2 separate regions of the Homo sapiens genome follow, and region 2 is linked to region 1. Evidence: read pairs that join two places in POLR2A ChIA-PET (ENCODE). Cell type or tissue: GM12878. All regions are shown on one strand. Each heading gives the region's core, and the rest is flanking DNA. Links, peaks and the distances in the headings are about the cores only. Region 1 overlaps HMG20A (high mobility group 20A). Region 2 overlaps PEAK1 (pseudopodium enriched atypical kinase 1).

Region 1 (5,393 bases), core at 201-5,200:
GTTGGCCAGGCTGGTCTTGAACTCCTGACCTCAGATGATCTCCCTGCCTCGGCCTCCCAAAGTGTTGGGATTACATGTGTGAGCCACTGTGCGCAGCCCTAAGTTGAAACTCTTTAAAAGTAAAGATAGAGAGTTCTCAATAGCAGTCTTGACTAAATAACTTTGTCTTCTTTTCTAGAACTGCAATTTTGTTCGTTTTTTTGAGACAAGATCTGGCTCTGTGGCCCAAGCTGGAGTGCAGTGGCATGATAACTCACTGCAGCCTTGAACTCCTAGGCAAAAGTGATCCTCCCGCCTCAGCCTCCCAAGTAGCTTGGACTGCAAGCTCATACCACCACACCAAGCTAGGTTTTTAGTTTTAATTTTTTTTTTTTTTTTTTTTTTTTAGAGACAGGATCTGGCTATGTTGCCCAGGCTGGTCTCAAACTCCTGGGCTCAAGCGATCCTCCCACCTTGGCCTCCCAAAGAGCTGGGATTACAGGTGTGAGCGACTGGACCCAGCCAAACTGCAATTTTAAAAAAATACATAAGGGCCCTACAAAGAAAAGTTAGTCTAATCGCATTTGGTTACTCCTGAGATTTACAATATTGTTTGTAAATATTATTAACTATTTTAGTCACATAAATATGCCATAATGCAACCACAGTAAGTATATGACATGTCTTTTAATCAGAATAATCAGAATAAAGCAAAAAATGACCATATTTCACAATATTAATGTATTCACGTGTTTTATAGGTTATACACATCTATTATGATTTGATATTACAAGATACTCTGCATTTTCTTATATAGCTTGGGTTTGCTTTCTCCATCTTAGATGTAGTTTTTAATTATTGTTTTTGAAGCTGGTTTTAATACAATAAGATGCTTAATTGTACGTTTGGTAGAAAATTATAAGCACAACAATTTGAAACAGCTTTCAGGCTACTAGCATTTCCCAAAACCCTTGAAAAAATGCCTGTTTACTACCAATTTTAAACCAGATAAATTTCATTTCAAGAGAAAATGTTTTCAAGTTTCTTTTTTTTTTGAGACGGAGTCTCCTCTGTCACCCAGGCTGGAGTGCAGTGGCGTGATCTCGGCTCACTGCAAGCTCCGCCTCCCTGGTTCACACCATTCTCCTGCCTCAGCCTCCCGAGTAGCTGGGACTGCAGGCACCTGTCACCACGCCCGGCTAATTTTTTTGTATTTTTTTAGTAGAGACGGGGTATCACCGTGTTAGCCAGGATAGTCTCGATCTCCTTACCTCGTGATCCACCTGCCTCAGCCTCCCAAAGTGCTGGGATTACAGGCGTGAGTCACCACGCCCGTCCGTAGGTTTGGAGTTCATTATAAAGAATAACTTTACAATTGTCAGAGCTATTGAGAAGTGGAAGTAGACATTCCCAAGAGAGGCTTTCAGGTTGGGGGCTGAGCCTTGGTTGTATGATTGGACTCAGTGATCTTTGTGGGACCTTCTAATCTTGGAATTCTCATCTTAACCAATGCTGCTTTTTTTCTTTTACTTTTTAAAACTGTGGTACATACAGTAAAGTACAAAAATCAATGAATTTTTACATAGATATATATGTGCCTGTGAATATTTTCGTCACTCTAGGAGGCTCTTCAGTCATTACCTTCTCTCTCCCCACGAGAGATAACCACTATTCTGATTTCTGTCACTATACGGTTGTTTTACTTGTTATTGAGCTTCATATAAATATATTCATAGAATATTTATTCTCGTGGGTCTGGCTTCTTGGCTCATCATTATATCTATGAAATTCATCCATGTTGCATGTAGCAGTAGTTCAATCTGTATAGTATTCCACTGATTTCATTGTAGGACTATATCATAACATATCCATGCTACTGTTGATGGACACATGGGTTGGTTCCACTTTGAGGCTATTATTTAAAAAGCTGCTATGAACATTCGCATACATGTCTTCTGTTGGTTATATACACTCATTTCTCTATGATATATTACTAGGAATGGAGTTGCTGGTTCATAGGATAGGTGTATTTTAACAGATATTGCTAAATAGTTTTCCAAAATGATTGTCCCCATTTAGATTCCCAGTAGCACCGTCAGAGAATTTCAGTTCCTCTCCATCCTTGCTACCACTGTGTATTGTCATTTTTTTTTATTTTAGCCATTCTGGTGGGTATATAATACTGTCTCTTTTTCTATAGCTATTGATCATTTGGATAGTCTCTTTATGAAGTGCTTGCTTTGTATTTAGCCCCCTTTTTTAAAAAAATGGGTCATTTATTTTTAATCTTAGTGATATTTAGGAGTTCTTCGTATATTCTAAATATGAGTCTTTAGGGAATATATGTATTACAAATATAATTTCCCAGTCTGTGGCTTGCCTTTTTACTCCTTTAACATGATCTTCTGATGAACAGACATTCTTAACTATAGTGAACTCCAATTTGTCACTTTTCTCTAATGTGGTTAGTGCTTTGTCCTCTTTAAGAAATCTTTGCCTAGCCTAAGATCATGAAGACATTTAGACCAACAATTCTTAAATTGTGGTATTAAACTAGATAATAGTGAACTTTTGTTGGTTTACACACACAAAAAGAAGTAAATGGATAGAAATGTACTGTTTTCTCCCATAATTTATTTTGAAACCTTGGGTATTAACTATAAATAAGTAGATAATGATGTTACTTAAATCTGAAATTTATTAACTGAGAAGGTGTCAGTTAGGATAGGCTAGGTTATTGCTATTTATATTGCTGTGGTAATAAACAACCACAAAATCTCAGTGGCTTTCTTTTCTCACTTATGCTATTTGTCCAAAGTGAGTCAACATGGGGCTATGCTATTTGTGGTCACTTAGACAACCAGGCGGATGTAAACTACATTATAATATATACTTCCACAGTCACTGTATTCAGGGGAAGGAAACATGGCAAATTGCTTATAGACTCAGATTTTCTGCCCAGAAGAATCATATGTCACTCACTTTCATTGCCCATGAGTTACATGGTCCTTGTGTCTTCTCTGAGGCAGTGAGGAAGTTTCCTCTTATGTTTCTGAAAGGAGATCTAAATATTTTTGAATAGCCATAGTGACTATCACAGTAAACATTTGTAAGTTACTTAACCCCTCTGTGGATCAGTTTGTTCACTATAAAATAGGTGCTAATGATAATATCTACTTGATACGGCAGATGTGTGGATTAAGTGGTATCATACACGTATAGCTCTTAAAATAGTGCCTGGTACTTAGTAAGCAATAAATTCTTGCTGCAATTATTGCTATCATTATTGTTATTAGGCTCTTACTATATGATGACACCATACTACCTGCTTTATTTACACAGATTACTTCTTGAGATAACTTCTATATAGTATGTACTATTACTCTTCTCATTTATAGGATAAGAAAACCTTGGTTTGGAGCTTTTGACTAGCTTGCCCAAGTTCCACAGCTAATACGTAAAAGATGAGATTGGAATCTAGGCAGTCTGACTCCAGAGCCCTCAGTATAAACTGAGACTCCCTCCCAGATAGCAAATAAATATGAACAGAATTCAGAAGTGCATACCATGCTTAGAGAACTCTGTGTTTGTTTGTGTACATATATGTTTATGGTTGTGATTTTATATTGAATTTTTAATATATTCCTATTTTCTGCTAGTTTGTTAGTGTTTCTAGTTCATATAATTAAATATACTGTTTCTCAGTATTCTATGTAGTCTGACAGCTAAACAAATTTGAAGTTGATTTTGTTCTTCATGAACAGGTGAAAAAACTTGAGCCAGAGTCATTTAGTGATCCCAGAAACCAGTTAGTTGGTAGTATATCCTGAACTCAAAGTCAGATTTCCTGACTTCGATTCAGAGCTCTTCCTACTGCCTCAGGTTGTCTCCTTGTAGTTTATGCAGCATATCATCCTTTATCAAATATTTGAGATGCTTTTTGTCTCCAAATTTTGAGTGAATTTGTTGTAGAAATCACAGTTAAGCTTTTTTTCCCTCATAGCTCACATTACTACATCTTGATTGTAATTTATCAACTTTGTCTTTTAAATATTCTAATGTTACTAAACACCCAGGGCCAAATTAAATATTTGGACAGAGTTTCTAGTAAGAATAAATGCCTCCAGAGAAGCTTCTGTGGAAAAATATTGTAATGATGAGCTTGAGAGTACCAATAACTTTTCTTTTTCGTGTAAGGCAATTTAGAGTCCAATTTCTGAAGGCACAGAGATGCCAGTGGAATTAGAGATGAATCAAACACATTACATTTTAGGTTTATCTTAAGGTATATTGGCAAGAAGTAAAACAACAACTTACCAAAAGCTTGTTACTTTTCCTGCCAGTGACATAAGAATGTACATATAACAACCTCAGATATATTGTAATTTTCAGAGTTAAACCTCTTAAGGAAATGCTGAGCTCATTTTCCTGGTCTGTTTTCCCATAATTAAATGGTATTCTTGTTTGATAATTTCAGTGTATTTTCATGTAACTTATCTGGAAAGTTAATAGGACATAAATTGAGTTAGAACTTCTCAATATATTGCTATATAGTGGAGATATTCAATAAGGAAGTCACAACACTTTTTTCCCCTCAGTATCAAAATATGTCAGTTATCTGTCAAGAAAATGAACTGAATCTGTGCTGTGTGTTATTGCACTCATGGGGAAATACTGTTTTGAGGCTACATGATCCTTGTCCTGGCCTCGTGCAATTTAAAACATTAATTCTTGTGTTAAAATAAATACTGCTTTATAAAACTGACTGCAGAATTTAAGGGAATTTTTAATATAAAGCATGAGGTTTATAAATTGTGCCCTTACTCTCCCTGCTAGACATGCGTACTCTTCTCTGCCCTATAGTCCTAATTCTGATGAGAGAGAGAAAGAATATATCATTAGCAACTATCTTTAAGGCATCTTTCAGCAATAAGCTAGAAACTCCTTGTTTGTTTGTTTTTGAGATGGAGTCTTGCTCTGTCACTCAGGCTGGACTTAGAAATCCTTCTAATGGTGTTTTTCTGGAAAGGGGAGTATGGAGAGTCTGGCAAAAAGGGAATTTTAGCTCTACGTGTAGCCATATTTTTTTTACAAAAAAGAAACTAAGTATTGCATGTGAAATTAAAATTTAATTTTAAAACATCTGTGATCCTTGATGGCACTTTTCCTCTTTCTTTAAAGTAACAAAACCATACTGCTGAAGGTTGAGTTTAAAACAAAGATTGGAAAGTAATTATTCATAATTTCACCACCCTGACATAACTACTTTGAACTTTTTTTTTTTTTTTTTTTTTTTGAGACAGAATCTCGCTCTGTAACCCAGGCTGGAGTGCAGTGGTGTGATCCCTCATCACTGCAACCTCCACCTCCCAGGTTTAAGCGATTCTCCTTCCTCAGCCTCCAGAGTAGCTGGG
Region 2 (5,393 bases), core at 109-5,108, 160 kb before region 1:
CTGTGTACTTCTGGTGACTATACAGTTTGAAATACTATTTTTATCAAGTTTTATAAAAATGCAAAATTTTGTGGGTTTTTTTTTTTTTTTTTTGAGACAGAGTCTCACTCTATCGCCCAGGCTGGAGTGCAATGGCATCATCTCTGCTCACTGCAACCTCCGCCTCCTGGGTTCAAGCCATTCTCTAGCCTCAGCCTCCCGAGTAGCTGGGATTAGACACACGCCACCACAACTGGCTAATTTTTGTATTTTTAGTAGAGGTGGGGTTTCACCATGTTGGTCAAGCTGGTCTTGAACTGACCTCAAGTGAACCGGCTGCCTCAGCCTCCCAAGGTGCTCGTGTGTGCGTGTGTGTGTGTGTGTGTGTGTGTGTGTGTGTTTCAAAGCTATGCTGTTAGCACACAGAACACTTACTGTTGTTTTTGGGGGAAGGGGCATATGTCACTAATAGAATGTCTCCAAAGCTGGACTGATGTGGGGAAAATACCTTTCCCTTCTAGCTTTGAGAGACTTCTTCTTGGATCTCAGGAGGAGGGATTCCCTGACTTAGATACACAGGGCCTCCTTGGCACAAAAGCCTGTGGGATGGAAAAACAAATTTGTTTTTATGTTCTTTTCTCCCTTTCCACCTTTCAGCATAGACTTAACTCCCTTTAACCCAGACATCTGCTGGGATCTGACCCCCAATAATTGGTTACCAGTGTGTCAGACAATCTGGATGTTCCAGTGATACCACTGAGATGGAGCCCCTCAAAGGAGCAGTGGTTCCATTTCCAGATTGTGGATCTTCAGATAAATTCTGTCATTTTCATTTCACTTCCTGAGTCAGGATCGGCTCGTGAAAAGTTGTTAAACAACATTCTAAATGTGAAATGTCAACCCTCACTCTAAACTTTCCCTGTTCAGAGCATCACATGAAGACTTCACTGGGTTTATAGTGGCTTTCTGATTTTTGGTAGTTCATTGAAGAAGGGAGTTTGAAAGTTGTTGTATGCTGTTAATGATTTTCTGCCCATGTCCTGCCTGAAATACCATGATTATTTATGGAAGGTATCTTTAATAAAGCTGGATACAGTTTAGCTAGGAAAAAAAATTCCATTTATACAATATTCTGGAACAGGTAAAACTATAGTGATGAAGTACAGATCAGTAATTGTTAGATGTAGGGAGAGATTTTGACCAAAAAGGGAAAGCCAGAAGTTTTCTAGGGTGATGGGACTGTTTGTTTCCTGTTTGTAGTGGTAGTTGTATGGATCCGAACATGTGTTAAAGCTCACAGAACTTATGTTAAGTCAGTTTTGGGCCGGGCATAGTGGCTCATCCCTGTAATCCTAGCACTTTGGGAGGCTGAGGTGGGAGGATCACTTGAGGTCAGGAGTTCGAGGCCAGCCTGGCCAACATGGTGAAATCTCAGTCTCTAGTAAATACACAAAATTAGCTGGGCATGGAGGCAGTCATCTATAATCCCAGCTACTTAGGAGGCTGAGGTACAAGAATCGCTTGAAAACGGGAGGCGGAGGCTGCAGTGAGCTGAGATCATGCCACTGCACTCCAGCCTGGGCAACAGAGTGAGTGAGACTCCATCTCAAAAAAAAGGTCAGTTTTACTGTATGTAAATCTTAAAAATTAACAACAAAATAAAATAATTTCCCATCAGAACTTTTTAAATTCTATCTTCAATTATTTAATAGATACATAAAGTGTATTCTAGTCTTAGTTCTGTTACCACCTATATAACACTTGAGGATGTAGCTTCACACCCTTAGTTTCACTTTGCAAAATGTAAGGGGATAATCAAATGATTTCCTTTTTTTTTTTTTTTGAGCCTTTTCTTATTCTAAAACCTATTCCTATTCCATGTTTCTGTTAAATTTTTATTATTTTAGAATTAACAAGGAACACAAAATATTTTAATGTACTCAAGTTGACTCCACAAACTTCCTTCAGACAGTGTGGGCTGGCTTGCAATATTCTTCTTATTGGTTTTATGTGATCTTTTATGAGCTCTAAACATTTGACCTTACTTAGTAGCTTTGTTTAGATGATTATTAGATAGCACTCTCATCTTTGGAATAATCAGGCTTCTGACTATAAGAGCTGTACAAGATTTCTATTTCCTGGCTGGGCATGGTGGCTCACATCTGTAATCCCAGCACTTTGGGAGGCCGAGGTAGGTGGATCACTTGAGGTCAGGAGTTTCGAGACCAGCCTGGCCAACATGGTGAAACCCCATCTCTACTGAAAATACAAAAATTAGCCAGGTGGGGTGACACCGGTAATCCTAGCTACTCACCTGTAATCCCAGGAGGCTGAGGTCAGAGAATCGCTTGAACCCAGGAAGCAAAGGCTGCAATGAGCCGAGATTCGCCATTGCACTCCAGCCTGGGCAACAGAGCAAGACTCTATCTCAAAAAAAAAGTCTATTTCCTTTATTATATCAGACCATGTCTATATTTGCTGTAAAAAAGTATGTGAACTGCCATTTCTGCCAGCCAAATGATGCCTATTGTTATTAATTTTTATAAGACATGGTATTCATATTGCTGGAGAAAAGAAAGTAAGCCATTGTTACTGAATTCATTCAATATAATCAAAAAAATTTTTTTAACCCTACATAGAAAATCTGGAGTCCCCAAATCTTTTGCAAAGATCTTCATTTCTCCTATAGAAGAGCTGCAGACTAGCAATGTATTATACTACCAAATCTTATATTAAAATGTTCTGTTTATATATAAGAATAAGCAAAGCTATTGAGGAAGTTCATACAATTTAAGAATCAAATTTAATAACTTCCTAGAAAACCCTCATTGCAATTAGCAACTTTTCATTTAAATTTTTTTGGAGATGGGTTTTCATAAAAGAAATAAAAAGACCCAAGAGCAAATTATTATCTCTTTCAACAATACTCTCAATTTTGTACAGGAGAATAATTTTTGAATATTTATGAAAATCATCCAAATTTCTCACATTGAGAATTAAGAAAAATAAACGTGGCATACATAAGCTAATGAAATATTCAATAACTACTTGAATATTTATACTTACTTGGTACTATTTTTCTCCGATAAATTCAAATAACTGGGCAACTCAAAGTGGACTGATCTTACAAATGCAGGCCAACAGATTCTGTAATTCTCCTTTATTACCTATACTTCTATTTTTTAAAACTCTGAATCAACCCATTTAATTCTTTCAAATACAGCATGAAGAAATAAAACGAAGCCCTGAGCTATATCTAATCATTTAATTGCTAAGCAGCAATACACTTACAAAAGAAAAAACCAATCAATATTTCCATATAATTCTATCACCATGTTAAACTTTAAAATAACTTGGTCAAGAAGGAAGCTATAAATCAAATTTATTTCCTGTGTGTTTAGATCACACACCCAAATATACACATACATACATATACACACAAATCAACAGCTCCATATTTCCCTTATTGCCATCCTGAGGTTTACTGAATATGACATCAAAGAGTTCCTCGAATTTCCATACATCTAAGAACTTATCTCATTTTTAGAAAATATCCTGGCACAGAAAGCAGACTACATAGAAATAAATCTACATTAAAACTAAATAATCAATGGCTAGGAAAAACACTTAATTTAATGCTAACGAATTTGTCAACATGACTCATTAAAAAAAATTTACTGTTTCAGCAATTTCTTTATTGAAATAGTTTAAAAAGTTAAAAGGCTTTGTGTATTAAAACCATGCCTTCTGAATCACAAGGCCATCCACGTGTACAAAGGGAATGCTTTAATAAGAATGGGACACCAGCCTGGAAGCCTGGCTTGCTTGCAGTTGACTCTAGATCAGGAATTCTTTAAGCCTAAAGCCAAACAAGAGAAACTCACAAATCACAGGAAAAAGCCCAGTCATCTTGAAAAATTCCAAACCCTCAGTTAAATGTCATAACTTTTTTATGAACACTAAATCACAATGGGCCAATGAGAAACTAACAGTAGTCCTTAAAATGACTACAGTCTGGGTTAGCAAGACACAATCATATTATAATAGGTAAAATTTAATGAAACTGTGTTAGGAGTTTGAAGTTTCCAGGAAACTAGCTCCTGAGTTATCTCAAAACAAAAACCAAAAAATTAATTACTATGAAGGGTCCTCTTCATCTTTTCCTTTAAGGCACCATTAAAAAGTGGCTGTAAAAAAAACCTTTGCATATGTTTTGAAGTCATACATAGAGCTGAGAATTAAAAACTAGCTCTATTCAAGTCTGTATCAAATATCATTTTGAATTCCATGGATCTGTGATGGCATGAAAATGGGTACGCAATAAGAGGTGGAGCTCTGTAGGGCAGGGCATCAGGAAAGAACATCAGCAGCTGGGCAAGAGAATCTTATAATGGACTCTTAAGAAAAACAGACTTCAGAAAGGACATAATACATTTTTCTTCTCTAAAATAAGTCAAATCTCAAAATGTTGCTTTCAAATTTTGTTGTATATCAACTCCATCCTTTGCTGTTTTCCTTATTTGATTAGAACCATCTGGGAGATCCTCCTTTCTTTTATTAGTTCTACAGAAAACATGCAGTTAATCATCTTAAAAAACACTTTTTAATATAGAACAACTGGAGATTGTATTAATGATCAAATTTTCATATCTGCAGAGAAAGCACCATCATACCATGTGGTCTAGAAAGTCAGTTTCTTTTAAAGGAAAGACAATTTAGAAAAAAAAATTGTACAAGAAAAACTGCTCATACCCACATACTAGTTTTAAAATTATTTTCTTTCCAATTAAAAAAATACTAAAAAGTTACACAGTTGTAGCTCTACAACTACAAAGTGGAAATAAAAAAGAAAACCCACTTCAATAAAGGCAATGAAATAATTAATTTTACGTACAGCTTAGCTTCCCATGCTTATTTATTCATTTTCAAAGTATCCTTTTAAATTAACTGAAATTTTCCTTAGCTCACCTACAATTTATGAATACTTTATTATAAAGTATGATTTCTCTTTGCATTAGTCAGGATAACGTATGTGGTTGATAAACACAAGGATATTAAAAGTCAATTATGCTTATTCTTAATCCAGGAATAAATGAAAACCAAAATTAAATCAACTCATAGACCTTATTACTTGCCACTTCCTTACCTCTTTGTTACTGTTATTTATATAGCTGTAGTCATTACTACTTTCATATTAGAAAATGTTTGTTTCTCCTTCTTGGATTTTTTCATAAATCATTGAATTCTCACTTTCTCACAAAATGGTACTTCATTGAAGGATGTAATTAGTCTCACTAAAGCAAGAAAACATGATAAACTTGGTTGAGAGTCACAGAGTCACTTAGTCTAGCCCAGCTATATGACCAATTCAATCTGGTCATGTAAACAATGAAGAGAATGATATTTAACCCACA

Evidence for each region. Peaks named below come from ENCODE experiments on the same cell type or tissue, not always from the same donor. Only the 100,000 strongest peaks of a DNase experiment are listed, where the experiment ranks them.
Region 2: POLR2A ChIA-PET joins it to region 1 with 8 read pairs; 2 of 35 experiments call an interaction of 5 or more read pairs at or near these places.

The regions. Positions count from the first base shown.
Region 1 is chr15:77,437,776-77,443,168 of GRCh38, forward strand. All of the region lies in intron 1 of HMG20A (high mobility group 20A), which reads left to right. Among named protein-coding and RNA genes, the nearest start is that of HMG20A, 20 kb to the left of the region's middle. In GM12878, for the core only: no CTCF peak of the experiment used is centred there; a DNase peak (open chromatin) is centred at 2,806.
Region 2 is chr15:77,278,758-77,284,150 of GRCh38, forward strand. It overlaps PEAK1 (pseudopodium enriched atypical kinase 1), which reads right to left. Exons shown (of 10, transcript NM_001385026.1): 5 at 5,126-5,273. It also overlaps the pseudogene LOC646853. Among named protein-coding and RNA genes, the nearest start is that of LINC00597, 56 kb to the left of the region's middle. RefSeq lists an enhancer at 3,458-4,056. In GM12878, for the core only: no CTCF peak of the experiment used is centred there; no DNase peak of the experiment used is centred there.